7 separate regions of the Mus musculus genome follow, and all the other regions are linked to region 1. The links are chromatin loops, found by intact Hi-C in ENCODE. Cell type or tissue: left cerebral cortex. All regions are shown on one strand. Region 1 holds the start of Srgap3 (SLIT-ROBO Rho GTPase activating protein 3). Region 2 overlaps Srgap3 (SLIT-ROBO Rho GTPase activating protein 3). Region 3 has its middle 48 kb from the start of Srgap3. Region 4 overlaps Srgap3 (SLIT-ROBO Rho GTPase activating protein 3). Region 5 has its middle 45 kb from the start of Gm43868. Region 6 overlaps Srgap3 (SLIT-ROBO Rho GTPase activating protein 3). Region 7 overlaps Srgap3 (SLIT-ROBO Rho GTPase activating protein 3).

Region 1 (4,000 bases):
TCCTTGCTGAAGCTGTGCTTAGACAGCCCGAGGGTGCAGGAAGCCCACCGTCTGGCTCGAGGGCAGAGGCTGCTTGCCTTCTTTTAGCTGTGCAACTGGGGCCCTTCTCTTCCTCTCAGCTAGCAAGGATTTAGGGAGCAGCTTCTGCAAGAAGTATGGGTTCTATGCTACCAAAGCTGGAACCAGCACCCAAAGGGCATCTCACTCTCCTAGCAGGCAGACTTTCCCAGAACCACGGGAGCCAAGCGGCACCTACCAGTCCAAATCGTACACTGAGGTGTTGGCTTTTAACCAAAGCTGATGACCCGAAACACCGGTGTACAGAAGGACCAGGCTGCACGCTGGAAGATAATACATTTTCGGCACAGAACTCTCTCTTTATGCTTAAATGCCTGCATTAGTCTGGATCAATATGTCCCATAACAGTTAATCCATGGCAACTCAGACCAGGCAAGAAATGCTGACAAAGAAGGGCTACTTAAGGATGCGATGCACCCCCCCCACCCCCCCACCCCACCCCCACCCCCCGCAGCCCATACTCATGCATTTGAATTTCAGCCCAGAGAAGGCAGCAGAGGCAAAAACAACCACCCACAAAAGCCAAAAGAAGGGATGGGGAGAGCAGATCAAAAAATATATACATAAATAGCAAAGGGCTTTCTCGATGGGAGTGAGGGGGAGGAGGCCTTGACTGTCAAAATGGCCTTAGAGTGACATATCACTGCCAAGATGATGGAGTACCGGCGACACTCCTAAAGTCCCTTCCTCACACACCTGCAATGCAGAGATTTCTGCCCTTTCTGTAATTCACGCTCCCAGCCCAGGCACTATCTGCAGTGGGAGCCAGTCTGGACTTGTGCAGCCAGCACCCGGTCCTTCCTCCTTACAATAAGATTATTGCTGCATAGCAACTTCTCAAGAAGGCAGGGAGGCGAAGGAAGAGACAGCAGAGGGAGAGACAAGGGGACGGAGAGAAGGCAAAGTCCCTCGGCCCCACCACTCACCTTTTATTTGGGCTTCATATTCAGCAATGATCTCTTTGTCTTTCTTGAACTTAGTTTGAGATGACATCTTCCGACGTGGCAAAGAGAACTGACAGGCTGTTTGATCTATTTCTCCTTCTCTCTCCAAGTCCTCTCCCAAGCCTGGGTAATCACACAGCAATGGTCGATTTCACAGGTTTCAAGGGCTAATCTCTTTTACTTGGCTACAGAGCCCCGGGGTTGAAATCCTTCTTCTGGGAGGAAAATGCTCTCTGCTGGCAGGGAAATGGCTCTAGTGGCTTGCTCTGGTCAGCTCCTCTTGCAAAAGAAGTCACCCTGGGAGTACCATAACCTGCCCCAGATTTCCAGGATTTTTCTTCCAAAATAATAATAATAGCAGCCAAGAGCACACACAAACACACACACACACGTACACACACACACACAAACACATTCACGAGTGCACACACACGCTCACCCAGACACGCTTCCACGCAATTGTGCTGTGCACACACCCATCCACACCACAAGCGCGCGCATACACACACGCGCGCACACACACACACACACGCATACACACACACACCCTCACTCACACACACACACCCGCTTGCTCACTCATACACACACATCCACAAGAGGCGCGGCGCCTCCTGGGTCGTGTGGCCAGTCTCCGGTTCGCTTTGGAAGGCTCTGCTAAGGAAATGGTCAGGTTGCCAAAGGACCGGTCATCTCTCATCCTCCCTCCGGTCGATCGGCGCCTCGGGTCTGCTGGACGGTGAGGATCAAAACCAGGAGAGGGAGGTGGAAGTTTTCCCGGCTGTAGCGTTTTAGCTCCGCTGGACCCAGGGCTGGACTGCTCACCCTGCAGGGCTGGCTGAGCTCTCCCCCACCGCCCTCGTCACTAGACTCCGCCTCCCGGATTTTATAACAACTGACACATTGTAGCCTACAGGAGAGCTGAACTAGCTGCAAGCAAAAAGGGGAAGAAACGCTCACAAAAGGGAAGGCGGCAGGAGGGGGAAATCAGGTTGGGAAGGCCTGGGAGGCTCCTGCAAACTCGAGCTAGTAGTAGTTAGGCTGGAGATTTTCTAACAAACACAGAAAGATTCTTTTCTTTGCGTCGTGCTCAAACTAGCAACTATATGACGAGTTGTCACTCTGCCTGAGACTCTGGCAGAGTCTGATGCATGCAGGAGAGGCCACTATTTTTGAAAGAATTACTTGATAACAGGGACAGTGCCAGAGGTTTCAGCTTTGCAGAGAGATCTGGCAGACAGGGCTGCCTTCAGGCTCAGAGAAGGTGGGACAGCGCCATTCTGACTCCCTCGTCTTAGTTCCTTTACCAGTAAAATAAGCTCTCTTTGGAGACTCTTTAATGGACAATTTCAACAAATACATACAAAAAGCTTACTAAAGGGCCCACTGGCGTTATAAAGGCAAGAAGCACCATATGACAGTACAACAGAATTTAACTACACGCTGAATGATAGAATGGGTAAAAATGACAAGTGCTAAGAATTGAAAATATTACAGAGCGGGGGGATTCAAATGTAAAGAGCTTTTGGGAGATGGAGTATGAACAGAAACAGTTTGGCTCAGTACCTAGGTACACAGTAAGCTCCCTATAAATAGTAGCAACTATGGTAACCCCAGCATCCTAGGGGCTACATTATATATAAGTGGAAAATGACTTACCAGGGTGCCAGCATTCCAACCCAGACAACAAAACCCACCAGTAGTAAAGACTCAGTAGGAGTCTCCAGCATTTCATTAGAGAGTCCTAATTTCATTGGCATTTCAAATAGTTCAGTGTGGTAGGTCAAACTGGCATCAAGTACCATAGGATGCCTGATAATAAACTGTCATGAGAGTGTCTTGTCCCCCAAGAGTTCACTGAAAGAGACTTCCATAACTTTCTCAAACTAGGTACCACCTTCCACTTGTCCTTCTGGAATGGCCCAACATGTGATTTGGCTTGGGTTTAGAAATGAACAGGTTATCCGTACCAGCCTCTAAGGGCTCCCCAAGAGAGTATGCAGCTAGAACGGGTCTGGAGAGGTAGGTAAAGTGAGACAGGGTCCTCCCGCCTAGTGATCAGTGGGTGAGCACCAAGGGCTCAGTTGGGGAATGCACAGCAGCTGCCTGAGCAGTTCACCTGGTGAATCATAGGCTTATTATAGCTCTGGACACAGAAAGAGGAGGTTACAGAGTTCATAAGCAGATGCCACAGCCCACATCCTCCTGCCTCACCCTTCCCAGGGACATGTAGGCCCTCTGCTATGCAGAAGCCACAAGTGTCATTAGAGGAAGATATGCTCAGAGATTAACCTGCCTTAAGCCTAGATCCTCAGAGAAAAGTGGAGTTAGTGTCCTATGCCCTGGAATGTGAATATGCAGCTAACCAGATTCCTTCCTGTCTCTTCTAGGAGCCTGGAGCCAGGTGACTCTGACTGCTCTCTGTGGCCGCTGGGAGCAGGAACCCAGGAAACGGCCATTCTAGCCATGAGGAGAATTTTTAAACCACACATGCATGTCAGAGACGCATACAGCGCGCTGAGCCATGGGAATGTCCCAAGAAGCCATGAGACAATAAAGCGAGATGTGTCAGAGAATGCCTGTTGAACAGCAAGGGCTGGGTTTCTTTCTCAGAAGAAAGATGATTTAGAGTCTGGCCCAGCCACATCCCAGCTGTGTGGCCTCCATGTCGTCTCAGAACTTCAGTGTTCTCGCCTATCAAATGACAGTTCCACGGAGACCCCACCAAGGGGCCAAGCATCAGAGCTGTGGCGTTCACAGACACTGGGGACAAAAGCAGGTCAAAAAGGAAGAAGAAAAGAGGGGAGAGAAGGGAAGACTCGGACAGCCACAAAGTTGTCACCAATGGAGGAACCTATATTGTCTCAAATCCTCTGTTCCTGGGAAGAGGTCAGCAGCCTAGGCAGGGCCCCTGCACTGTGGCCTCATCTTGTCCCTTCCAACCTTCCCCACAGCTCACTGAGGTCTGGGTCACTCAG
Region 2 (4,000 bases), 190 kb before region 1:
TGCATGGGGCAGCCTCTATAACTCCAAAATCACTAGAGATGCTCACGAGCCTCTGCCCTTCCCCTGGCTGACACAGTCCTCTTTTCTGCAGAAACTGTTCTCATTGGCTGCTGGTGGGTGTAGTGACAATTTTGGAATTTGGGTTTCTTTAAAATCCCAGAAATATTGGTAAGAATGTGTTTGCGTTTTAATCCCAGGTGTGGGGACATGGGGACGCTTTGGACTGTCCACAGTGCTTGACTATGACACTTGGCTTCTGTTCTGGCAGAGGCGTGTTTTTTGTCAGCTGTGGAGAGTTTCTGTGATCGAGTGATGTTTGGAATCTTCAGAGGGTAAATACATGCTAGAGCCCCTACAAGCAGGGCTGCTGGTTAGTGGTTGTTCAAGGGGGGTTGGTTGTGACTTGTTAGTAGTTGTGGTCAAAGAAGAAACTAAAGGAAAGAAATTAGATTCACCGGCTTTCCTAATGTCTCTCCCCCTCTCTATCCCTATTCCTCTCCCATCTAGTGTTAGGGAGATAAATGGTAGAAAAAGAAGAATCCACAAAGTAGCAAAGACCAGCTACAGGTAGGCTTTCAGAAAACTATCTAAGACCTCCCCTCCTCTTTCCCCTAAGGACACATCTCAACACCATCTCTGCCTTGAGTAGTTTGATCCCGGATGGTTTGATACTGATTGATAAACAAAAACAGAAAAAGTCAACTCGGTTAGCTGAGACATTTTTAACTTCCCTAAGCTCTGGATCGAGGGTTAACCTGGCATTTACAAGGGCTACCTCAACTCTATTCCCATCTTTCAAACCAACCACTAAGAAGCCAAATTAAGTGGAAACACCTTTTCTTATGAAAAATTGCATGGCTTCCTGTGCTGGTAGCTACTTAGCTAACAAACTGTAGTTGCCTTGTCTGGAACCCCTCAGGGGCTAGCTTTGTGCTGTTTTTGATTAGTCCTAGTTCAGGAAGAAGGGGATGAAGCTGAATAGTGGAGTTTCCTCCATTGCCCTTCAGGTGTCAGGACTGCAGCTCGTGGAGCAATGAGGCCAGCTGGCTAGGACCACTGACCTGAGACTCCATCTCTTTGGTGCATGACTGATCAGACCCCTCCCCATATGGCTGAGAGAGATGACTGCCCACTTAGGGTCCGCTAGTCAGAAGCAGAACGCTCTGATGAAACTAAGCCTCACAGAAGCTAAGAATGAACTGCAATGAGAAGCTGCATGGGGCCTGGCGAAGGGGTTGCCAGGGCTGTTAGCTGGAAGGGACAGGGGAAAGAGAGGCTGCCATTACTTTGGACTCATTCGCGGACTCCACGGCTCCCCAGCAAGTACCTTAATGAACGCTTCCATACTGCCGTTAAAGAGTTTATGGCTATACACTGAAAGAGGCCTAGGTCTCCTCATTTTCTGTGGTTTAGGGGGAAGACAGGGGGGCCTAGGGGAAAACGGAACAAAAGAAATCAAGAAGGCAACCAACATAAACGTACCGCTGGGAGAGACGCTCTTCAAACCCACAACTGGAAGAGAACACAAAATGCAGAGGGAGCCCCTGGCCCCCAACACATTCGTTCCCCATGTTCCATCTGAAGGCCTCTGGATGGTTTAGGTCTTAGTTTACCTACAATGCCAAGCAGGAGCAACTCTCACAAAACACAAATGCATTCTACTTTAAGGGGTATGGGGTGTATCCAAGAAGCCCCTGCAATGCCAACCAGAGGCTGGCATCCTGCAGACCAGATGGAGGGGAGGAGGGGAGAAAGGTGTCATCTGTAGCCCAAGAAAGCAAGAGACTTTCAAGCATCATCAAAAGGGTTAATTTTTCATAATATCGGCTTAAATCTGTCACCAAGGCCCAACTCCCAGTGTACCAAGGGCACTCTCTTCCTGATGCCTCTTGGCATTTCAAAGGCATATGACTCATCTTTGTTGCATGGATCTGAGAGCTAGACAGATAGATGTCAGGATGCAAGCTGCTCCTTCTTTAGGATCCGTAGGTGGCCTGGGATGTTATCCCACTCATCGGTCAAGAACATTTTGGATCAGAGCGCTGTCAAACCCATTACCACACTTAACCCGGTGTCTTCCTATTACACGTGGCTCTATTCTACAGAAACTAAGGCTCAGAGAAAAAGAGCAGTGAGTCAGACCCACCCACCTCTACCCACTTCCCCTCCAAGGAAGTGAGTTTGTTTGTTTATTAATTTGTTTGTTTGTCTTTTACGTTTCAAGTCATGGGCATAGTGCCAGGACATCATGCCATTTCTAGCTGCAGACGTGTCTGCCCCATCAGTCCATGGCAGGAGTCAGGTTGAAAGTGTCTTGCTTTGCTTTCGGATCTCCATTCCCTGGGTTCTGCTGTCAGCCACAGGGAGGGGAGTCCTGATACCACAGTCCACCAGGAGCAATGAAATGGCCACAGACACCAGACCCGTGTCCACAATTGCTCGCCATGCATGGGCCTGGACTGGCTTCTTTGCTCATTTCCTTACACAAACTGGCCCGACTCAACACTGGGGACCTTCAGGGAAAGGGATTTTAGAAAGTTTGGAGGAAGCACCCTTCCCAAATGAGGCAGCTTACTTTCAAATGGTTTGGCTCAAGCTATGGGAACAATGAGTGTATATTCAGCCAGGCAGATAACGGGCATATATGAGAAGCAAAGACTTGCCCCTTCTCCAAGTCTTGATTGACTTCTGTGTATTGGCAAGAATCTTCTGTTTGTTTCTGAGACAGGATCTCATAAAGTCCAGGGTGGCCTCAAGCTTGCTATGTAGCCGAGTATGACGTCATACTCCTGATCCTCCTGCCTCCATCCTTTCAGTGCTGGGATTATAGGCATGCACCTTTGCACTGGGTTTAATGTGGTGTTAGCAACTGAACTCATGGCCTCGTGCATGCTAAGCAAGCATTCTACCAACTAAAGTATATCCTCAGCCCACACAGGCAAGAATTATATGGACTGTGGAACCAACCAACACGAAGGAGGCTTGCCCTGCCTCTCTCCCTTGGGCTTCCTGTGCCCATGTCCTTCAGCAGCCCAGCCATACAGGACACTCTAGCCAAGTCCTCCAGAATGTTTCTAAGTGTTGAGCAAAGGCTGCTAGCTCCAGGACATGCATGGGCAAACGGGCAAAGTCCAAACAGCATGCCACCCAATCAAGGGCACCAAAAGAACAGCACAATCCAAACTCTGAGGAGAAACAGCTGGCAGGATTATCTCCAGCCCATCTCGGACGGATGTGAATTTGGTTAGCTAAGTCCATGTCATTTCCTTTTTGTAAAAAAATACTACATCTTTTTTGAGAATGTGTGAAAACAGGGAGGGGGAATCTCATATAGTGGCTCTCTGCTTTTGAATTTTCAAATGTAAAAGCCAAGAGAAAAAAAAAATATGACACAAAGCCACAGGATCCAAATTTAGGGATGAAGAATAAGGAGGATGGCAATGCCACCATTTTTGTTTTCCTAGTACTGTGGGCTCTGGAGACACTTCTCCCACATTGCATGATTAACCCCCTCGCAAGTCTGGGAGGCCAAGGAGCCCACAGGAAATTAAGAAATTTGCCAGTGGCTACGCAGATGGGATCTATCAAGAGCCGGGAGTGGAGTGGAATGCAGTTCTTCCTACTGGAAGCTCCATCACAGGTATGAAGTAGAGAGAGGGATCTTGCTAACTGTCTATCCATCTCTCGAGGCCGGCAAGAATGGGGATCTTGGCACAGGCACTGAAAAGGCAGAGTCGAAAGCTCTAGGAGCAGGATATGCTTCCCCAGGTTTTTCCTGCCAAGTCCAGAGTATAAAAGAAAATGAAGGCCTCTTTCCCCACCCCATGGTGCACTGGGGAGTGGCTGGAATCTCTGACAAGGAAACGTAGCTATCCCAACTTTGAATGACACCAAATCTGTATCAACTTACTGGAATGCTGGGTGGGGCACAAAGTGGGGAGCAGGGGGGCAGCTCAGCCAAGGAAAGTGGGGCAGCCTAAGCCTTCCATCTCTTCTGCTG
Region 3 (4,000 bases), 48 kb after region 1:
AATATCTTCACGGAAACATAATTTGAATAGATTTTTATGCAGCTGAACTGAAAAATCCAGATGGATAGAAACGTCAATGAATGTTTCTGTCTTGTACGCTTCTTAAACAGGCTGGATGGCATGTTCACCACAGGGCCCAGGAAATGCAGGGTCCAACATAAAAGCAAAGCAAAAGTAAGTCTCCAAATTACAAGAAGGTGAAAGGGCTAGAGAAAATCTCAGTGTTTATAGGACGAGAAAGACCTCACAGAAGAAAGGTTGAGAACACATGCTATACAACTGTATACAAAATTACTGACATATCCTTATACCCATAGATAGGTGTAGTTCTCACTCCTCGTTAACAAAGCTTCTTTTAGTAGCAGAGATCACCACAGAAAGCCACAACTGGGCAAAGAACAACCGACCATGAGGTGCCCAATCCCAACTGATACAACCATGGTAGGACCCCCTACATCAGCTCAGGGACCACCTCAGCACAGGAGACGAAAAGAGTGTAAGAGACAGAGGACCAGAACACCTGTTAGGAGCTCATGTCTTCCACAGATAAATTGCAACAATGTAACTGCCTAAACAAGATCTAGTCTGGCTGGTAGTGCATGCCTTTGATCTCAGCAATTGGGAGGCAAAGGCAGGTGGATCTTTATGTTCAAGGCCTGCCTTGTCTACAGATCAAGTTCCAGGACAGCCAGGGCTGCACAGAGAAACACTGTCTCAAAAACAAACAAACAAACAAACAAGACCTGAACAATGACAACACTGGTTGATATACCAATGCAGATGGGGGAAGTCCCGCAAGGCTCCACCCCTAGATAAAGAGCTACCGGCAAGTAATGACTGATGAGAGAGAGAAGGGGGGGTGGAAAGAGAGAGAAAGAGAATATCAGTGTTCCCCAGGGATGAGCCTCCTAATTGGCTTTTCAATACCAAGTGGTCAGTCCTAAAAGCACATACATACGAGCACCACCAAATGAACTCAGTAGGTCGTGTTGATATAATCATATATTTATATATAAAACAAACAAAACAACATACTGACATACTGATAGGCCCATGGAAGTTCTAATAGGAAAGAAAAGGACAGATCTAGGAAACATGCAGAAAATGAGAAGATATTATTGACTCCAAGGAAAAGAAAGTTATACAAGGAAGGAGACATAATTACAGCATACTTTTTAGATTTTAATCAGATAATCATTATATGATATTCAATAATATAATGCAATTGTGATTAACAATCAAAGTATAGTGTTCAATAGATACTCATTTGACTAAAAATTATGATTTTCAACAAAAGGGTAAGAGACAAGTTCTTTTTTTTATTAGGTATTTTCTTATTTTACATTTCAAATGCTTTCCCAAAAGTCCCCCATAGCCCCCCACTCCCCTACCCACCCACTCCCACTTCTTGGCCCTGGCATTCCCCTGTACTGAGGCATATAAAGTTTGCAAGACCAAGGGGCCTCTCTTCCCAATGATGGCCGACTAGGCCATCTTCTGCTACATATGCAGCTAGAGTCACGAGCTCCGGGGTACTGGTTAGTTCATAATGTTGTTCCTCCTATAGGGTGCAGACCCCTTCAGCTCCTTGGGTACTTTCTCTAGCTAATAGACAAGGATTAAGACATAGTTTTATGTCAGCTATCAGCAAGCTAAGAGATGGTTTCCAAACCGACTCTCTAAGCACAGTGTTGTTAGTACTTTCTCTGGCACGCATGGCTGGACACTGGTGACTGCGGCTTTAACACTTTTAGGTCTAATGAGCTTTGTCTGACTTGGGTCCTTTTTGTGGAACTGCCATAAACTCGTTCTTCACCCAGTTTCCAGGGGCAGTGTCGGAACAGAAAGTTGAGCATCCAAGTTTGGGGGTTGGAGAGAGAGCCCAGCAAGTGAAAGCACTTGTCACACAAACCTGACCTGAGTTCAGTCACTGGGACCCATGAGAAGAGACTCAACTCCTGGGAGTTGTCTCCTAACCTCTTCATGTATGTGGTATGCATGCTCATGTCCACCCTGCCTTACACACACACACACACACACACACCGCCACCACTACCACCACCATCTCCTCCTCCTCCTCCTCCTCCTCCTCCTCCTCCTCATCATCATCATCATGATAAATTAAAGTCCTTGAAAAGAGAATGCAGGTTTCTAATTCAGATAGGCCAAGTATTCAGCTTGACTTTGCCATTCTTTCTTTTAAAGATTTTTATTTAAGATAAAGTATAAAATTTTATATATGAATTTATACATGTACACACACACACATATATATAAAGATTTGTTGTCAAGTTGACAACCAAAATTAGCCAAAGTTATATATGTAGTCTGTTTGGCTGGCATGTATGTCTGTCACCACATGCATGCAGTGCTCACAGAGTCCTAAAGAGGGCGCAAGAATCCCTGGGAACTGGAGTTAGAGATGGTGGTACACTGCCATATGGGTTCTGAAAATTGAACTCACATCCTCTACAAGAGCAATAAAACCTCTTTACCACTGAGCCATCTCTCCAGCCCCAGCTTTCCCACATACTTTGCTTCACTTTATTTGAGAGCCTTGACAGATAGCTCAGGCTGACCTTGAACTTGTGATCCTCTTGCTATTTTACCTCCTAAGTGCTAGAATTATAGGCATGCATCACATGCTGCCAGCTCTCATCAGAGGGAATTCTTGCAGTATTTGTCACATAGTCTGTGCTCGTTAAATGTAAGCTTGTGTGTGTGTGTGTGTGTGTGTGTGTGTGTGTGTGTGTGTGTGTGTGTGTTGTCTTCATGTTAAACTCCAGTTACACTGGTCTTCTTATAATGACAGAACCAAAGGAAAGTTCATGACCAACTCAACTGAAATTATCCAAGTTTATTACAGCGATTCCTAATTAATCTCCATAGCTTCTATGGCTAATTTTGGTTGTCAACTTGACACATCTGGGAAGAAGAAACCTAATTGAGAATTGCCTCCCTTTGCCTGTGGGTATGACTGTGGGGCTTTGTTTTGTTATTGATTGATGTTGGGAGGCTCAGCCTACCTTGGGCAATGTCACTGCTGAGCAGGTGGTCCTCAGTTGTATAAGAAAGCAAGCCAGGGGAAGCAAACCAATTAGTAGTGTTCCTCCATGGCCTCTGCTTCAGTTCCTGCCTCTGGGTTCCTGCCCTGAGTTTTTGTCCTGGCTTCTCTCAATGATGGATCAAGCCTTGTGTCGCCAGGTTGCTTTTGGTCAGTGTTCTATCACAGCAACAGAAAGTGAACGAGAACAATGTCTCTAATCATTCACTTCAATCCATCTTCCACAAGGCTGCCATGGCCTCCTTCTGGAATAAAAGTTTTAACTGCTAGCTAGTATTCAAAGATGCCCTCAAACCACTCTGCCCTCTCAGTATGCATGCCTCTCCCTCCATCAGAAGTCCAACCTAATTCCTCACTCCATAAATGAGTACTCTACCCATGAGTACTTTGACCAACACAATACATAGGAGATGAGGTCTGAGGTCTTGGGAGTCTAGGCATCAAGAAGACCTGGCAGCTTGTAAGACACCAGGAAGAACAAGCTGAGAAAGTAGTTACAGGGGCAGATCTGGAATGATGGACAGAGTCTCATGCAGGTGCCAGACATCCCACCCCAACCATGCCATTGCCACCTTGAGACTGCAAACTAAACCAAGAAAGGCCTCACCCAGCTGAGCTCCAGACACCACAGAATGCTGGGGTAAACGCAGTGGCACTGTTCCACCCAGTGTGAGTGCCTCGGTATGCTGACGCTAGCCTTCCACTTCCTTGGCTCTTAGACCACGTTTCTTAATGAGGCTTACAAGAAATCAGCATGCACTATGTACCCTGGACACGCTATCTCCCCACTTAGTGTGTGTGTTTCTACTGCATTGAGGCAGAACCTGACTTGTACAAAGCATTCAATGAGTGTTAGCCATCGTCCCACCATCATTGCCTGGCCCTGCTTACCTCCTAGTCACTCCTAGTGCATGCTCTGTGGGTGCAGCCATTCTA
Region 4 (4,000 bases), 220 kb before region 1:
GGAACATCTTCTCCGTGGGTGTCACTGCCGGGCTGCCCACACCTGAGCTGCTGCTGCTGCTGGATCGGTGCTGAACCACAGGTCTGACCGGACGCATGGGGGGCGGACGCAGCTGGGCACCAGCCAGGCGAGCTGACAGGGCTGGCTTGAAGGTGGTCATCATCTCCGTCGATGAGCTGCTGCTTCGGCGCATAGCAGCATCAGGGTCTCGGATGACAATGGTGTGCAGGGGGCTGGCGGGCTCTGAGCTGATGGGGCCTGGTGGATTCTTCAGGGGCTCCAGGGTGTCCAGCACCACATCTGGTGCCTGCTTGACAGTGTTCTGTCTCTCAAGTTCCCGCAACTCATGCAGAGCGGTGCTCATGGTCTTCTCGATGTCCTAGAGGGCAGAGAGGGCTCTGGTCAACACAGTGTCTTCAGAACTGCTAGCCAGTTCAAGACTTTCCAGAGGATGTTTTCTGGAAGCCCTATGGCCCAGAGGGAGATCAGACCCCAAGGGCGTCTTGCAACCAACTCAGGGAACCAGCGCGAGCATTCATTCCCTGTGCCTGCCCTGAATAGGAAGTCACCTTCATAAAGGCAGATCAAGTTATGGCAGGCAGACAACATTCAGTCAAAAAACGGACTCTACTACCGCCTTATTATGGAGCTGCATTGACCACTCTGAGCCTGAGAATTCTCACTGGCAAACTGCAGACAATTACAATCCCTCCCTCTGAGGGTTGATGGATATATAAAATGATCGGGACCTTGCATGGCACCTGGCACATAGCAAGCACTCAGAAACAGTAATAACAGTCCCCGCTGCAATGATACCTAATGCTGAACACTTATCCAAAGCTTTGAATAATTTATCGATAAGGTAGAGACAACTATTACACACATAAGGAAACTGAAGCTCAGTCTAGTCAAGTCCCTTGCCCAGGGTCACACAGCTAAATAACAAGACAATGCAAGTCAGAACCCAGGCAGTCTGGCTCCAGGGTCTCTGCCCCAGCCATTGTGTTATTGTTCTTTTGTTTTGCTAAAAAAAAAGTCCTTCATCTTAGAGGTAGAAAGATGGCTTAGTGGTTAAGGAAACAGGCTACTTTCCCAAAGATCCCAGGTTCAATTCCCAGCACCCACACAGTGGCTTACAACCTGCTGTACCTCACCTGCCTCTGTGGGCACTGTGCAAATGTGGTCTACAGACATCCATGCAGGCAAAACACCCACACATGAAATAAAATGGAAAAAAAAAAAACAAAGTCTTACATTTTAACACATATGGGTATCGAGAGAATTCATACTCCACCCTACCGAATTATATAACTGTATACCAGTTTTAAAATAAAAAATCATTGCCCAAAGGGAAATGACTCTCTACAGAACATATACCGTGCATCCTAGAGTGACAGGAAGACCGCTTTCCTCCCAGTATTATGATCTAAAAGGCTCGTGTGGGGAAAATGTAGATGGCACGTCATTGTCTCTGCAGCCTCATTAAAAAGAGAGTACCTCAGGAGTCAGAGCTGTGGCACACCTCAGTGAGCTCCTTGTCTACCAATCCAGGGCAGGGCTAGGGCTGAAGGCAGCACTGACTAGAAGCTGAGCAAACTGGGCAGACACCAGCCACTCGGGACTGCAGCCCACCCATCTGTTGGAAGCCCACACTCACTGGGAAGATGCAGTGAGAGGATGGACAGGAGGAAGCTCTGCCAATTGCCAGACAGTGGTCATCCAACTCCTCAGAGTTCACGTCCTTGTTCATGGGGCTTTTAATGGGGCTGCTGCCGTATCCAAGCTGATCTGACCCAGAACCCACAAGAGGGCACAAGGGACCTGTCTTAAAACCTCCACTTGCAGGTGCCATGTGCAATCTGAGCCATGCTGACTGCTAAGGGATACTTGTTCTTAAGCAGTCCGAGGCCAGCCCTGGAAGAAATGCATGGCTCTGGGGAGACAGATGGGGCTGGAGCCTGGAGATACTGAAGAGGCCTCTACCTACCAGCGTTCTTCATGCTCTCCATGGATCTGCAGGCATCCTCCTTCCTGCCAGACTCCAAAGTTTCCCCAACCAGCCTCTTGCTCACCTCCCTGTGCAAGTCTATCCCATTTGCTCTCTATATCCTGCTAGTGACTAAAACCAGTTTTATGCCTCCCCTTTATGATTAACTCTTTGCATGCTGTGCTGGCAATTTTAAGAAGGAATCTTTGGGAGTTTCTTTATTCAGAGGCTCAGTTGTAAGTGACTCCGCAGGCAGGACTCTTCTCCCTATGTATTGTGCAGGGTCACCCCAGCCTCTAGCACTGTTCTGGGACTTAGTCTCCTATTGTCCCCACAATCCCTTTTGTTTGCTCTAATGTAACGGGAGCTGAAAGATAAAAGTGTCAATAACTAAGATGAAATTTTCTCATCTCCCCATCCCCGGTAGAGTGTAAATGGGAAAGACAGAAAGCTCAGCGAAAGGTGGGCTGAAGGGTTTAGGCTGCAGCCTTGCATTAGTCTGATGAGGAATGCATAAGTCTGCCAGGTGAAGCTGCAGAGAGGCACTGGGGACTGAGGGACACCGTGGGGAAGGTTCTCATTTGTCACTTCCTCCCCACTTCAGATGACAGTGCTGCACATTTCCATAGCAGCCTCGTTACCAGAACTTTAATTCTACATTGTTCAGGGCATTTGGAGACCAGAGAATCTAGGGTGAATCCATCTACTATTTGAGGTTCTCCATACCACCTCCCCTTTGACTCAGAGATGAAGTTGAACAAGTAGGTAGCTGGCCAGCGTCTTCTTGACTGTTTCCACCGTTTCCCATGAGCTTCAGTTTCACTTCCACCGGTGAAAAGCACTATCCAGTTAGAGTGGGTGTGCACTCTGACAATGTGCATAGGATTGCTGAGTGTATTTCTTAGACTAGGCTGACGAAGTGCTCCCCAAATAAAACTAAAGAAGTCTGGCAATGGAATACACTCTGTTCTTGCTGGAGATCCACAGTGCTCAACAAACTATTGCAAAGCTCTAAAATGTCTTGTCAATACACATTTCTACTTAGAGTACCACAGCATAAATGATGCTAACTGCAGAATACCCCACAGGTATCTCATAGCAGTCTGCGATGTGTTAGACACAGTGCCCCAGACTGCATTTGAATGGCCATGTAGAGCGCCTCAAGCCAGCTTTATGAAGCCTCTGCCCCATTGTGACTGGCAGAGTCTTTAGAAGATTCTAGGTGCTAGGGGGATGGTTCTCAAGAGATTAGCCTTCAAGGATAGAAGGTCAACTTGGCTGTCTCCTTTGCATGGCCCATGCCAAGGTACTGACCCCAAGTACTCTCTGGAAGTAGGCATCAGTACATGAGGTAGAGGCCACGTGTGGAGTTCTAGCTGGTGGTGCATTGCTTCCAGTCAGGGGATTCTCTGAGGATCTTCCCTGGACTCTTGTAAGGACGTGCTCAGAAGCTCACAGGCTAACCTCAACCCCTTCTGAATGGTACTCAAAGGCCATTAGCACAAGAGATTTCCCCTCAACCTGCAGGGTCTCTTGGGCCCCGTTATCTCTTAAGTGAGAGATAGCATCAAGAGAGGTGTGTAATGGACCGCTGCCCCAAATTACAGCTAGGGCAATAACAATGGAGACTTCTGGGAATGCAATATCCAAACTAGACATGACCAGTGACGTGAACTGGTAAACAATGCATTGTGCTGTTCATCTGGCCAGTGTGTGGGGGGGAATCAAACAAAAAACAAAAACAAACACAAAAAACAAACAAAAACGAACAGGAAGTACTCTAGAAGAGCCTGAGCTAGTCTTCCATTCTGCTTCTACTATTCAGTCCTGCCCATCTCCTCATCTCCTCCCAGTGCATTACTTCTAAACTGTAGACTCTCAAAATATGATGTAACCCCTCCCCCCACTTATTAAAGATGCCTAGCCTAGCAGCCATTTCGTGTCGGCAGTTCTCTTTAACTCTAAGCTCACATGGGCAGGGCCAAAGTGCATCAGGTCTCCACTGTACTTCAT
Region 5 (4,000 bases), 54 kb after region 1:
TGTCACCCAAAGGACCTTGGGGAGAGGGGCAGAAAAACATGAGTGACCTCTACATCTTTGTCCCCCAGGTTAAGAGCACCTGCTGCTCTTCCAGAGGTTCAAAGTTTGCTTAACAACACCCTCACCAGGCTCCCAGCACACAAAACTCCAGCCCCAAGGGGACCCAACACCCTCTCCGCCTTCCTCAAGCACCCCAACACAGGGGACATATATCCACACAGACACATGCATGTCATAAAAACAACAGAAATAAATCTAGCCTAGTGTGGTAGCACCTGCCTTTAATCCCAGCACTAAGGAAGAAGAGGCAAATGGATTTCTGTGAGCTCAATGCCAGCCTGGTCTAAATAGAGTTTCAGCCTACCCAGTGCTAGGATGAAAATCCTGCTAATAGATAGATAGATAGATAGATAGATAGATAGATAGATAGATAGATTATTTTAAAGGGTTAAGAACCATCACTCTACAGATGGGTGGTCCTGGGATGTGGGTTCGGCAGTCCGGATGATGCCCACACTGTGAGGGGTCCTGCTTACTGTTATTGCCAGTTTCAAAAGAGCAGTAGAATGCAGAAGTAAACAGCTTGAATCTTACAGCTTAATCAGACAGGCCTGACTGTGAGGCACCCTCCTGTCGCTAGGCAGTGACCTGGAGAGATGACTTTGTCATATCTGAGCCTCCTCCATGTGATGGGAACATGCTAAGTACCCACTTCCCTGGGTTGGGCTGCAGGTCCATTGCGAGTATGAGAGCCTAGACTTAACACACAGCATCACTGAAATATGTGACAGGTGTCATAAAAGGATGCTGTAGCAGGAAGACACAGGTGAGGGCCAGTATGGGCAGCCCGGCATCCTCCCAGAAGTTTTTCTGTCCAGGTAGGATGCTGGTGAACCATGATGCTCACCATAAGCACCCGACTGCAGTGAGTGCTTCGTCTATGGCGGCTCCCATGGGATATTTTACTGCCCCAACTTTATGGATGGAATAATGAGACACAAGTTTACTCACAGCCTGTTATCCTGCTGTGAAAAGGGGAAGAGTCATGACAAAGACGGTTTGGTTCCAGGTCCCTTCCCCTAGCTGCACATACACTGCCCCTGAATGCCTCCGGAAGGGGAAGAAATAAAAAGAGCCTGTTCCCTTTCTTGTTCCCAAATACCTTCTCCACCCGTAATAGCAGAAAGTGACAAATGCCTAGGAGAGGAGCACTAGCTCTGCCCACCAGGATCCACTGTGAGGGAAGCCTGCAAGGCAAGATCTAGAAGCGTCTGCAGAGAGCCGAATAAGAGAAGCACTGGGAGGCAGATGAGGCTCAGAATTGAATAAACCCGGACTCCACCTGGTGACGTAGGGTCTCTGAGCCCAGAGACATACTTTCTCAAAATTTTATTTCTCCCTGTCTGAAACAAGGCTTAGACACAATATCCCAGCTAGCTCTACAAGGCTGGGCTGAACTGGTGGGGAAGAGGCTACTGCATGCTGGGAAGTGGGAGGAGGGAGTTGGTCAGAACCTATCCCGGTAAAAGAGCGCCACCTGGTGAGGCACTCTGAGAACATTACTGGTGGCTGCTCTGACCAGATCATTGTAACCCAAGGAAGCCGCTTCTAGTCTCTGAATTTCAGAACTTACAAGGACATCGGAAGCTAGCGATGATGATAATGCCTGCAATTGTTAACTCCTTTACCCACACACATTCTCTTAACCACGCTGTTTCAAAATGGCAATGAGTTGTGAAGAATGCAAAGAATAAGTGGCGATCCTTTGTTCTGGAAATGCTGTTAAGTTACTTATTTTCCCTTAACTTTTGTTTACTTAGGGTTTGGATGGATATTCTTGTTGTTATTTTGAGACAGGGGCTCACTTTATATCTCTGGCTGGGTATAAAGGCTAGGCTGTCCTCAAACTCACAAGAGGTCCTCTGACCTCAGCCTCCCGCGTGCTGGGATTAAAGTCATGCACCATTATGCCTAGCTGTTTGTTTGTTTGTTTGTTTGTTCATTTTAGTTTTTCAAGGCAGGGTTTCTGGCTGTCCTGGAATTTACTCTGTAGACTAGGCTGACCTCGAACTCATAGAGATCCTCCTGCCTCTGTCTCCTAAGTGCTGGGATTAAAGGAGTGCGTCATGCTTGTTTTTAGTAGTAAGCACACAGCATGAGACTTTCCTATATTCAGGCAGGGCGGCACTGACTCCGGCGTGATGTTGTATAGGTCTTAAGAACTCACCCATCCTGAGTAACTTAAACGATACTGAATGCTGCTGATTACATGATTAACCTTGTCCAGAATAATTTATTCTTATGACTTCATTTAGCCCCTCCCCCAAGGAACCACGTGAGTGGAGGAGGAACCAGAAGAGTACAGCACTCACTGCGTCAGCGCCTAAGACTCTGCCGACTTGAAAAGTCCACACTAACACGTGTAATGCGAATTACACTTGATAAACATGCATTTACTAAAGCCGTATGACCACTGCAGGAGAGAGAGGTTGTTCTCACAGTTAGGGAACTGTAAATGTGCTGCGTTTGAATCTTAAATGTCCTTCAAAGGCTCATGTGTTAAACAGTTGGTTCCTGGGCCAAGGTGTTGCTAGGTGTTGCTAGGAGGAGGTAGAACTTCAAGATGTGGAGCCCTAGGGGGAAGCTTTAGGTAATAGGGAAAGGCAAGACCTGAGGGAATTATGGGACTCTGGTCTCTTCGTTTATCTGCACCTGACGTGAAGGGCTCTCTTCTACACTGTGTGTTGCCACTATAATGTGCCACACCACGGGTTCAGAAGTAAGGGGACCAACCATTCACAGACTGAGATTTCCAATCTATGGGCTAAAATACACGGTTCCTTTTGACAGGTTTGTTGTCTCCAGTATCTGTGGCCGCTCTGGAAAGCCGACTACACAAGGTGCTGGGTGCTGAGCATTGGCTGATGTTTAGAGGTGCACCTGACCAAGGGACTGGGGAGTCAGTCTTCATGCTGAGGAAACTATCCATTTGGAAAGAGGCAGAGACATGACTAAGCCCTTTGTAAGATTGACATACAATATGGACGCATCTAGAAGCCAGAAGAGCTGACTTGCTCTACGGAAAGAACTGTCAAAATGGCTATGCCCGGGGTGATTCTGCCCCAAGCATCTGCATCCCTCATGAGGGCTCTGCTCGAAGACTATCTGCCCCATCTTTCCTTTTGACATCTCAGCTCCTTAACAACACCTGTGTCCTGATCTCCTGATAACCAGAGCCCAACAAGGAGCGGAGCAATGGCTGCTAAACAGATATTTATTCAGAAGAGGCCTCTAATTCATCTGTCTTTCCCCCAGTCCTTCCTCTTGTTCCTGGTACCCACACAGATTAGCCCCTAGTTCCTCAAGGGACATCTAAGGATGTGGAGATTCAGAGGCAGCCTCCAGCCTAAACAAACTAATGACGCCTCACAGATGCGGCTCTTCACCAGCCCCCCTGGCACAAGGTCAATTAAGACAGTAAAGCTGACAACAGGCACAGATGCCCTTCACTGAGCCCTCACTCCGTGCTAGCCTGCTGCTAAGCCCTATTGCATGACCAAATGACTGCCCATCCCAAATAGGGTATGTGCTGGTTAGGGATTTTTTTGTTTGTTTGTTTCTGTTTTGTCAACTGACATAAGCTTGAGTCATCTGGGAAGAGAGAATGTCAACTGAAGAACAGCCTCTGTCACATTGCCTCCATCTTGACAGATGGTTGATGCGGAGGGCCCAGGCCACAGGTGCTGTCCCTGGCCAGGTGGTCCTGGGCTGCATAAGAAAGCAGGCTGAACAAGCCATGGGGAGCAAGCCAGTAAGCAGCACTACTCCGTGGCCTCTTCTTCGGTTCTTGCCTCCAGGCTTTGGCTTCTGCACTTACCCTGGCTTTCCTCTATGGTGGACTATGATCAGAACATGTAAGCCGAATACACTCTTTCTTCCTCAAGCTGCCTTTGGTCCTAATGTTTACCACAGCAATAAAAATCAAATTAGGCCAGAACCC
Region 6 (4,000 bases), 230 kb before region 1:
AAGAGTGGAGTGGCTATGTTTGGTGTACATGTGAGAGAGGGCTGAGGGCTGAGGGGAACAAGTGTCAGGAGAGCCAGAGGCCTCTTTTCTCCTGGTTCCAGTTAGGTTTTGTCTTAGTCAGGGTTTTTATTCCTGCACAAACATCATGACCAAGAAGCAAGTTGGGGAGGAAAGGGTTTATTCGGCTTACACTTCCACATTGCTGTTCATCACCAAAGGAAGTCAGGACTGGAACTCAAGCAGGTCAGGAAGCAGGAGCTGATGCAGAGGCCATGGAGGGATGTTCTTTACTGGCTTGCTTCCCCTGGCTTGCTCAGCCTGCTCTCTTATAGAACCCAGGACTACCATCCCAGGAATGGCACCACCCTCCCCCTGTCACTAATTGAGAAAATGCCCCACAGCTGGATCTCATGGAGGCACTTCCCCAACTGAAGCTCCTTTCTCTGTGATAACTCCAGCTGTGTCAAGTTGACACAAAACCAGCCAGTACAGGTTTGGTTTTGTTTGTTGGTTTGTTTTTGTCAACTTTTGTCAACATAAGCTAGAGTTACCTGGGAAGAGGGAAGTCAACGGAGGCAGCCTGTAGGCGAGTCTATAAGGCATTTTCTTGGTTAAAGATTGATTTAGGAGGACCCAGCCCACTGGGGGAGGAGCCACCTCTGGGAAGGTGGTCCTGGGCTACATAAGAAAAGTAGTTGTGCTAGGATACATCCTCCACCTGGACTTGAGACTTGGGTCTGAATCCTCTCCTGCCTTTAGCTTCCTGTCTCATATATTCACTATCCTACCTAATGCAAACCTATATGCTCGGCAGAGCGCCAGAGTAGAAAAAAAATGAGAGAACAGAAAGTGTTCCTACAGTAGTAAAGGCCAACACGGCACAAATGTAGAGCGTTAATTAGAATTGTTCTCAATATCAGCATTTAATGGAAATCAAACAATGATAGATATATTCCCCCGAGAAGAAGCTGGGACAGACTTAACTCCTTACGGGGCTGTCAGAGTAACCAGACCTCCCAACGATCAGGCACGTGGTGATCACAGAATCCTGGGAACTGTGTCCTGCAGCAAGTGGGGCAGCAGAAATGATACTGAGGAATCCTAGTAGAGAGCTCCAGTCCCCTTGACTGTAAAGTAGAGGGACAGAATTTACCATGGTGGGTACCAGTATGGATCCAGGGCATATGAAGCACTCAGCACACAGCACACACTTGATGGGTGTCATCACTGGTAGGTGGGAAAGTTTAGTGTATTTGACTGAGCATTTGACTGAGTCAGTTAGTGACTGCTGTGTAAGCGCTACCCTCACATTGAGTGGAACAGAAAACCATCACTGTTTCTTATTACTCACAGGCCCCCAGGGTATGCACATCCTCTCTCCTAATCTCTTATAGGAAGCTATTCTTTGCTGATACAGTCTGAAGAGGGATGACAGTACCCTTGTAACTAAGGGTCATAGGTATTCCTATTCCTACTTATAGTTGTCTGCCCAACTCTTGAGCTACTTTAGGGTTGGCTCAATTTTAAGGATGGATGATCAGTCAGTCTCAAGATGTTTGCTCTCCTGAGGCTGAGAGGGTGCACATAGTGCAAACTTTTAGCATCATCCAGCATCCATTATATGAGACAGGTTGTGGTGAGAAATAGCCCAAAGAAATGACTTGAGAATAGCCCAAGACAATGCTTATCTCATCCTTGCCTCAATCCAAACTTGAAGACAGTCCCAGTCTGGGGCATCTAAGATGGGAGGCTAACACATTCTCTTGCTTGGGGCTGCATGGGTTGGAGAGTTTTGCCATTCACAAACCAGTTTATTAAACAGATTTGAGTCTGAAGCAAACATTTCAGCCATACATTTTGTGTCCTTGCCAGTCAAGCAGTTGAACAGCTGAAGTTTGCCCTTGGTGCAAATTTTGTGCCTCAGAGTTAGAGGTGCAGTTCTGTTATCTGTTAAGTTGGAACTGACTGGTTGGTGATCGTTTTATACAATCAGGCTGTGAGTGGCTTCAGAGCTGGAGGATAGAAACTGGGTCTCATCCACCTGTGTCCCCAGCAGCTAACTTGGGGCCAGGCACATAAAAAGATACTTGTTGGATGACAGGCTTCTAATTTGGGGTTCCAAGATGAGCATGGTTGCTATGACAGGTAAATGGATTGCAGAATGTGTATTAAAATGTAAACTTCTAGAAGGTTCCATAGCCAAAGAGCCCGGCTTAGCAGAAATCACCACACAGTGGGTTGTGGTAGTCAAAGACCCACGCACAGAGACTTACATGAAGAACCACCAGAGGGCACTTCAGGCCCTGAAGTCTGCAGCAGGTGGCTGAAAGACACTTTGTAGATAAGGACACCTGACCCAGCCTTGGGGCCATGAGGATACAGTGAAAGTAGGCGTGAGGCACATGAAAAATGCACGACTTGGCAAACAGGTGGTTCAAATCCTCAATCCTCCACTTCTGCGGCTAACCTTTGTTGTGCAAACCACTGCTCCTTTGACTGGTGCCTGTTTCCTCACTTCTCCTGAGAGTTGGGCATATACAAAGGTGTCAAAACTTTCTCTAAGTCATCACTTCGTCACTCAATTAGACATCACTTTCAAACAAGTGCCTCCTCCTACAAACTTTCATTGTTTGGGATTAAAGGTGTGTACTAAGGTCCTGTCTGTGTGTCTGTATTCCAGCCAGAGGGATTAAAGGTGGGTGGTAAGTGCTGAGCTGCACCACAACTGGAAACAGAGTTCTTCACTCTTCAGTAAAGAACACAACCTCAGTGTTCACAAAGGGATCGGATATCCTGCAACACTAGAGTGTTTTCAGGGAGTCTGATGGAAGAGGTGTACAGACAGAGTGGACTGAAGGAGGAGAAGGCCACTCCCCTGGGTGTGTCCTTATGCTTGTAAACAACCACAGACTATGTTTGAGAAAAAGTTAAGCTGTTTTATTTCACAGGATAGCTCCACATCAAACCAGCAGGCACCATCAGAATACGCAACAGAGGATCCAATCAGACACTCTATAGGACGGGCATTTTGGTCATAAGGTAGAGAAATGATACCCAGAAGAGGGCAACAGTTAGCATCACATGGGGACAGGCAACCAGCAATTTCCTAGGGTGGTTTCAGTTTGTTTTTCCTGTCATAATTTGGGGGAAGAAAGAAAGCAAAGCAAACAAAACAGACCAGCCACTCTGAAGCAATCAGAAGCAAACCTATTGCCAAACCATGTAAACAGTCACACTGCCTGGAACGAGGGCCTGGGCAGCAGAGCTAGCCTCGACCCACATCCATCAGGGAAGGAAAGTGCAATCTGGTGGTTCCACTTCAAGGAACAGCTTTGTGATTTGCCTGGGACAGTTTGCACAGAAAGGAGTTGTCAGCAAAGGACTGCAATAGCCATTTGGCCAGTCCCAAAGGATGGGACAACAGTATGCTGGCAGATCAACTTTAAGAGGTCAGGAGGTCTCGGACTGACAGTGAAGTCCCTTCTGGCAGTTCCCATGGGTAGCTTGGAGTATGTGGAATTCTCCACTTGGAATTCATCTCAGTGGAGAAGAGACCCCAGAGAACCACAGGGAAGTGAACACGAACTGTCAGCCTTAGCTCTGCACAGCAGAAAATCAGCTAAGCAATGCCTTGGTTCACCCCTTTCTGCCTTTTCCTCCCCTGTCACACCTTTTCCTCCCAGTACGACAGGACCCACTACCGCAGCTAGAAATGACACCCCACTCCACCCCTTTCTGGGTTTTTCGGAAGAATGAGGCATTTGCTCTAGTGTGGAACCATCTGGAAGAGGAGAAGTTAGAAACAGAAAGGCTGAGAGGGAGGGCTGTTGTGTTAGTCCTTGGAGAGTTTTCCAGCACTCGTTCCAAATGTATGTGCGCTGGCCACTCAATGATGACCAAGTACCAAGTCACGATATGTCCTCTGCATCCATGCCTCCTGAATAAGAAAGGGATGCACCCAACAAGGCACTCTAGGAGATGCCAAGGAAGGGAACATCTG
Region 7 (4,000 bases), 68 kb before region 1:
GAGTGCTTGTCTAGCATGCATGAATCACAGAATTGGTTCCCTAGAACCTCATAAATTAAGTGTGGTGGTATATCCTATAATCCTAGAACCTGTGAGGTAGAACAGGAAGATCAAGGTACAGAGTGAACTTGAAGTCAGCCTGGACTAAATAAAATCTGAGAGAGAGACAGAGAGAGAGAGACAGAGACAGACAGAGAGAGACAATGGCAATGAGGTCTCCTCTACTGACCTTGATAATCACAGGAGAGGGTATCTTGAAGAAGACACATGGTCAGCCCATAGGGAAAAAGAGAGAGGAAGGGATATCCACATACAAGTGACACCTACTAGGAAACCTTTAATAGCAGAACTCTGTCTTCAAAACACAGGCTCCTGGGTTCCCACAAGAGTTAACGAAAGTTAAGGATGAGATAAACTGGCAGCCATGCCATATACCCTCATCACCATAAAGGACCTAGATCAAGGGTGTCAGGACAGGCCCAGACACTGTGGGGTATACAAACATCACATCTGACCCACTTAGTATGAACAAGGATCACAAAGGGAGTAGAGTCAGAAAAGGTGGGCAAAAAAAAAAAAAAAAACATACCCTGCAATCACACCAGAAACCCAAAGCCAGCAAGCTTCCCGAAGTCCAATCAATTCTTCAGAGCCTTGCTGGGTTCCTGGGTCCAGGCTACTCTCTGACTATCCTTAGTCCATGCAGCTCCCAGAGATATGTCCCTGTCTGAGAAAGCACCAAGGATCGCTTCCTACCCTCTTCAGGTCCTGAGCTGCATCAGACAGAACAGGCATCAGGGGTACCTGACAACATCCAGTTTCCCTGGGTAGAGGGCTTTTCTCAGTGTCCCAAGTAAACTGTCTAATGGGTTCTGTAGCAGAAAGTGTCGGCTGTTTTGGGGTGAGTGGCATTATTCAAAGACTAAGGACAGTAGACATGAGGCTCTAAGAAGTTCCTGGTGTTGATCATTTCCTTGTCTTAAGGGATAGAAAGGCCAACTAAAGGGGAAAGTAACTATGTTCATTTTCTGTTCCTTCTGAAATGAAGTTGCCCAGACTCAAAACTTAATAGAATCCAAATGTATTGTCTCACGGCTCCATAGGACATTAGTCCAGATGGATGGATCTGGGTTTTCAGTAAGGTCATACAAGGCTGAAATCAAGCTGTCAGAATGAAACTTTTATTGGAAGATTCTAGAAGACTCTCTTCCTCCTTCTCCTCTCATTTGGTTTGGTCTGGTCTGGTCTGGTCTGGTCTGGTCTGGTCTGGTTTATTGAGGTGGTCCTATTATAAAGTCCAAGTTGGCGCCCAACTCAAAAACCTCCTGCCTCAGCCTCCTGAGTCCTGATACAAGTGTGGACCACAACACCCAACTAGTTCCCTTCTTTGCTTCTATCCAGAGAAAGTTCTCCACTTTCAAGACCTCATATGCCTATTTAGTGACCCCAGGAGGTGATCCAACATGATCTTCATAGTTTAAGATTGTTTTAGGGTACACTGAGTCATCCTCCCCAAAAATAGACTGTAGTTCTGATCCCCACGGTCTCTGAATGTGGCCATTAATCATAATATCTTACAGAGGTGACCAAAATAAAAGGAGGCCACCAGGGCAGATTGTGACCCAATATGGCAGATACTCTCGGGCACCACAGAAGAAGGATAACATGATGTCACAGGGAGAAGGTGGCCGTGAACTGGAAGGAGGCAGCTGCAAGCCAGCAACTCTAAGGACTGCTGGCACGTGCCCAAAGCCGGAAGAGGCAAGGAAGGATTTTCTCCCAGAGCTGTCAGCAAGGACATCTGCAGGTGCCTGCTTCCAGACTTCCAGTCTGCAAAAAAGAGAGGCAAGGCATTTCTGCTGGTCTTAAGCCAAGCAGTTGGGATGCCACACTGCAGCAGGAGCCTTCTGCAGCAGCTCACCTGCTCTCATTGGATTTTAACCATCCCCCATGAGCCGTGTGTTTATGGTTTGATCCCCAGGGTGACACTACCAGGAAGTGGTGGGACCTTCAGGAGGTCCTCAAGTCATTTCAGACACATAGGAACAGGACTATGGGACTGTAGAACCTTTGCTTCCTGGGTGTGGGGGTGACTGGTCTCTACTGAGAGCTCCTGTCATGATGTGCCTTCTTACCACAGACTGAAAAGCAATGAGGTCAACTCACCAGGTGATAAAACCTCAGACACTGTGAGATGTAATAAATAAACCTTTTCTCTCTATAAATTAACCATCCAGGGCATCTGTTATAGTACCAGAAATGGGATGAGTTATATGTCCATAGGAAGAGCCACTACATGTAAAATATTATATACAAATGTGCACAAACCCAAGCCTGAGAGAGCACATTCTAAGATGCTAACAGAGTATCTGTGACAGGTAACAGGGCCTTTCAATCTCAACGCCTCTGAAATATCTGAACATTTATAGCCAGCATGTAATGCTTTTTCAATCTTAAACTATTCTTAATTTAAGCACACACCTCCCCCAGGGAACCAGTTGAGCATGTCCTTCCACACCCACATGCTTATGCCATCATGTTAAAACACAAATTTGCTATCACAGATGCACACTGCCTAACATTTGCCTAAAGACCTCCTCATCAGCATCAGCCCTAACTCCTACCCCCCAGCACAGCCCCCGCAGCCCCTCCAGCTGTGCCCAGAGCTGAAACTCAATCCTCTATGGCTTTGCCTCTTTTGTGCAACCAGATGCAGTAACCACTCCAGCTCCTCTCGGTTCTCAGCTTGCAAGCTCCTGAAAGGCTCTTTGTTGCCAGGCAGAATGCTTTCTGGGGCAGTCTGAAAAAATACTCTCTGCAGACATTTCCATCTGCTCTCAGGAGGCTCCGCTCCATAGAGGCTGAAGGAAGAAAAGGAACTTCACCAGGGTCCCTAACCCCTCCACCGCTCTGCACCATTCTGCCTGAATCTCTTGCCTCCTCCCAAACTCGAGGCATCAATTCATCTGTCTGCAGAGGGATGGAACAAGGTGGTGCCAACAGCCACGGTGAGGAGATGCCTGGCAATGCACCTCCTCTCTCTCAGTCAAGGCCTTTAATATGAGTTTCCAGAGTTTGAAACGATTTTGTTTCACAGCAAAAGCACAGGGCTAAAAGAGGGGGACTTGTAGCAGGTGATGTGTGTCTTCAACCCTAGCACTTGGGAAATAGAGGGAGGAAGATTGGTAGCACAAGGTCAGACTAGGCTACAAGAGATTCTGTCTCAAGACATCAGAATGATATGAATGGGCTTTGCATCTGCCTTGATACATATCTGAGCGACAGTGGATGCTGGCCGTAGGTCCTTCTGCCTCAGGTTTTACATTTTGAGATCCTCTGCTTCTTACAACAGGAAAAGGCAGAGCTCGGGTTCAGTGTGAGGCTTAAGGTGACTGTGCTTAGCTGGTGCTTGCTGCTCTCAGGAATGTCATCATTGTCATCAGATACACCACCACAGAGCCTACCCTGAGAGCAGTTATGGTCTGGAATGGGAGACAGGCAGAGTCTCTGTGTAAAAGGCATTATGTGGAAGCTAAGATCCAGTCGATGATTAAGAGATCGCTTACAGCTTAATAGGAAAGGTTAGAAGAGGTGATCCAACCAGCCCAGCTCCTCATGATGCCACCCCTCTTCCCAGGAGCCTCTTCCCTACCTCCAAAACCTGCCCATAAACAAGGGGTCTAAACGAGTCCCAGCCCCACCAGTATCTTCCACAGCAAACAGTCAGGGCCTTGCTTGTCCTGAAGTCCCGGTCTGCTGGCTGCACACGTAAGTTGCCATCACCCTTGTGTCCCTTGTTCTTGTTCCTCCTCCCCAGACTGAAGTCTCTCCCCCTGGGAATCCCTGCCCCACGTCCCCTGTGCTGCATTCTGTCCACCTGCTAGATATAGGTGCCTTCACCACTACTGCTGACCCCTCACTTGCCTGCAGCCAGCTCCTCTCAGGTTGAGCATCCTTGAGACCCACACAGTGTTTCCATCAAGTTGAGCTTCGTCCCCCA

What was found. Peaks named below come from ENCODE experiments on the same cell type or tissue, not always from the same donor. Only the 100,000 strongest peaks of a DNase experiment are listed, where the experiment ranks them.
Region 2: a loop joins it to region 1, with 1.8 times the contacts of the local background. A loop is called at or near these places in 2 of 42 quality-filtered maps.
Region 3: it touches region 1 in a loop (2.5-fold over the local background); 5 of 42 quality-filtered maps call a loop at or near these places.
Region 4: it touches region 1 in a loop (2.9-fold over the local background); 6 of 42 quality-filtered maps call a loop at or near these places.
Region 5: it touches region 1 in a loop (2.9-fold over the local background); 5 of 42 quality-filtered maps call a loop at or near these places.
Region 6: it touches region 1 in a loop (2.8-fold over the local background); 9 of 42 quality-filtered maps call a loop at or near these places.
Region 7: it touches region 1 in a loop (2.1-fold over the local background); 5 of 42 quality-filtered maps call a loop at or near these places.

The regions. Positions count from the first base shown.
Region 1 is chr6:112,945,426-112,949,425 of GRCm38, forward strand. It overlaps Srgap3 (SLIT-ROBO Rho GTPase activating protein 3), which reads right to left and starts at 1,841. Exons shown (of 22, transcript NM_080448.4): 1 at 1,005-1,841. The coding sequence starts at 1,071. In left cerebral cortex, a CTCF peak has its summit at 1,909; DNase peaks (open chromatin) are centred at 166, 772, 1,194 and 1,907; H3K4me3 peaks cover 2,447 bases; H3K27ac peaks cover 2,602 bases.
Region 2 is chr6:112,753,244-112,757,243 of GRCm38, forward strand. It overlaps Srgap3 (SLIT-ROBO Rho GTPase activating protein 3), which reads right to left. Exons shown (of 22, transcript NM_080448.4): 12 at 1,328-1,430. Among named protein-coding and RNA genes, the nearest start is that of Gm26799, 55 kb to the left of the region's middle. In left cerebral cortex, no CTCF peak of the experiment used is centred here; DNase peaks (open chromatin) are centred at 1,937 and 3,434; H3K27ac peaks cover 326 bases.
Region 3 is chr6:112,993,516-112,997,515 of GRCm38, forward strand. No RefSeq gene overlaps it. Among named protein-coding and RNA genes, the nearest start is that of Srgap3, 48 kb to the left of the region's middle. In left cerebral cortex, a CTCF peak has its summit at 2,380 (motif pointing right); no DNase peak of the experiment used is centred here.
Region 4 is chr6:112,722,823-112,726,822 of GRCm38, forward strand. Srgap3 (SLIT-ROBO Rho GTPase activating protein 3) reads right to left here. Exons shown (of 22, transcript NM_080448.4): 22 at 1-379. Among named protein-coding and RNA genes, the nearest start is that of Gm26799, 25 kb to the left of the region's middle. In left cerebral cortex, no CTCF peak of the experiment used is centred here; DNase peaks (open chromatin) are centred at 1,598 and 2,873; H3K27ac peaks cover 1,649 bases.
Region 5 is chr6:112,999,582-113,003,581 of GRCm38, forward strand. No RefSeq gene overlaps it. Among named protein-coding and RNA genes, the nearest start is that of Gm43868, 45 kb to the right of the region's middle. In left cerebral cortex, a CTCF peak has its summit at 1,543 (motif pointing left); a DNase peak (open chromatin) is centred at 1,523; H3K4me3 peaks cover 391 bases; H3K27ac peaks cover 665 bases.
Region 6 is chr6:112,715,056-112,719,055 of GRCm38, forward strand. Srgap3 (SLIT-ROBO Rho GTPase activating protein 3) reads right to left here. Exons shown (of 22, transcript NM_080448.4): 22 at 2,916-4,000. It also overlaps the pseudogene LOC108169181. Among named protein-coding and RNA genes, the nearest start is that of Gm26799, 17 kb to the left of the region's middle. In left cerebral cortex, a CTCF peak has its summit at 2,281 (motif pointing right); DNase peaks (open chromatin) are centred at 2,308 and 3,873; H3K27ac peaks cover 336 bases.
Region 7 is chr6:112,877,571-112,881,570 of GRCm38, forward strand. The region is part of intron 1 of Srgap3 (SLIT-ROBO Rho GTPase activating protein 3); the gene reads right to left. Among named protein-coding and RNA genes, the nearest start is that of Srgap3, 68 kb to the right of the region's middle. In left cerebral cortex, no CTCF peak of the experiment used is centred here; DNase peaks (open chromatin) are centred at 1,825, 2,570 and 2,715; H3K27ac peaks cover 2,717 bases.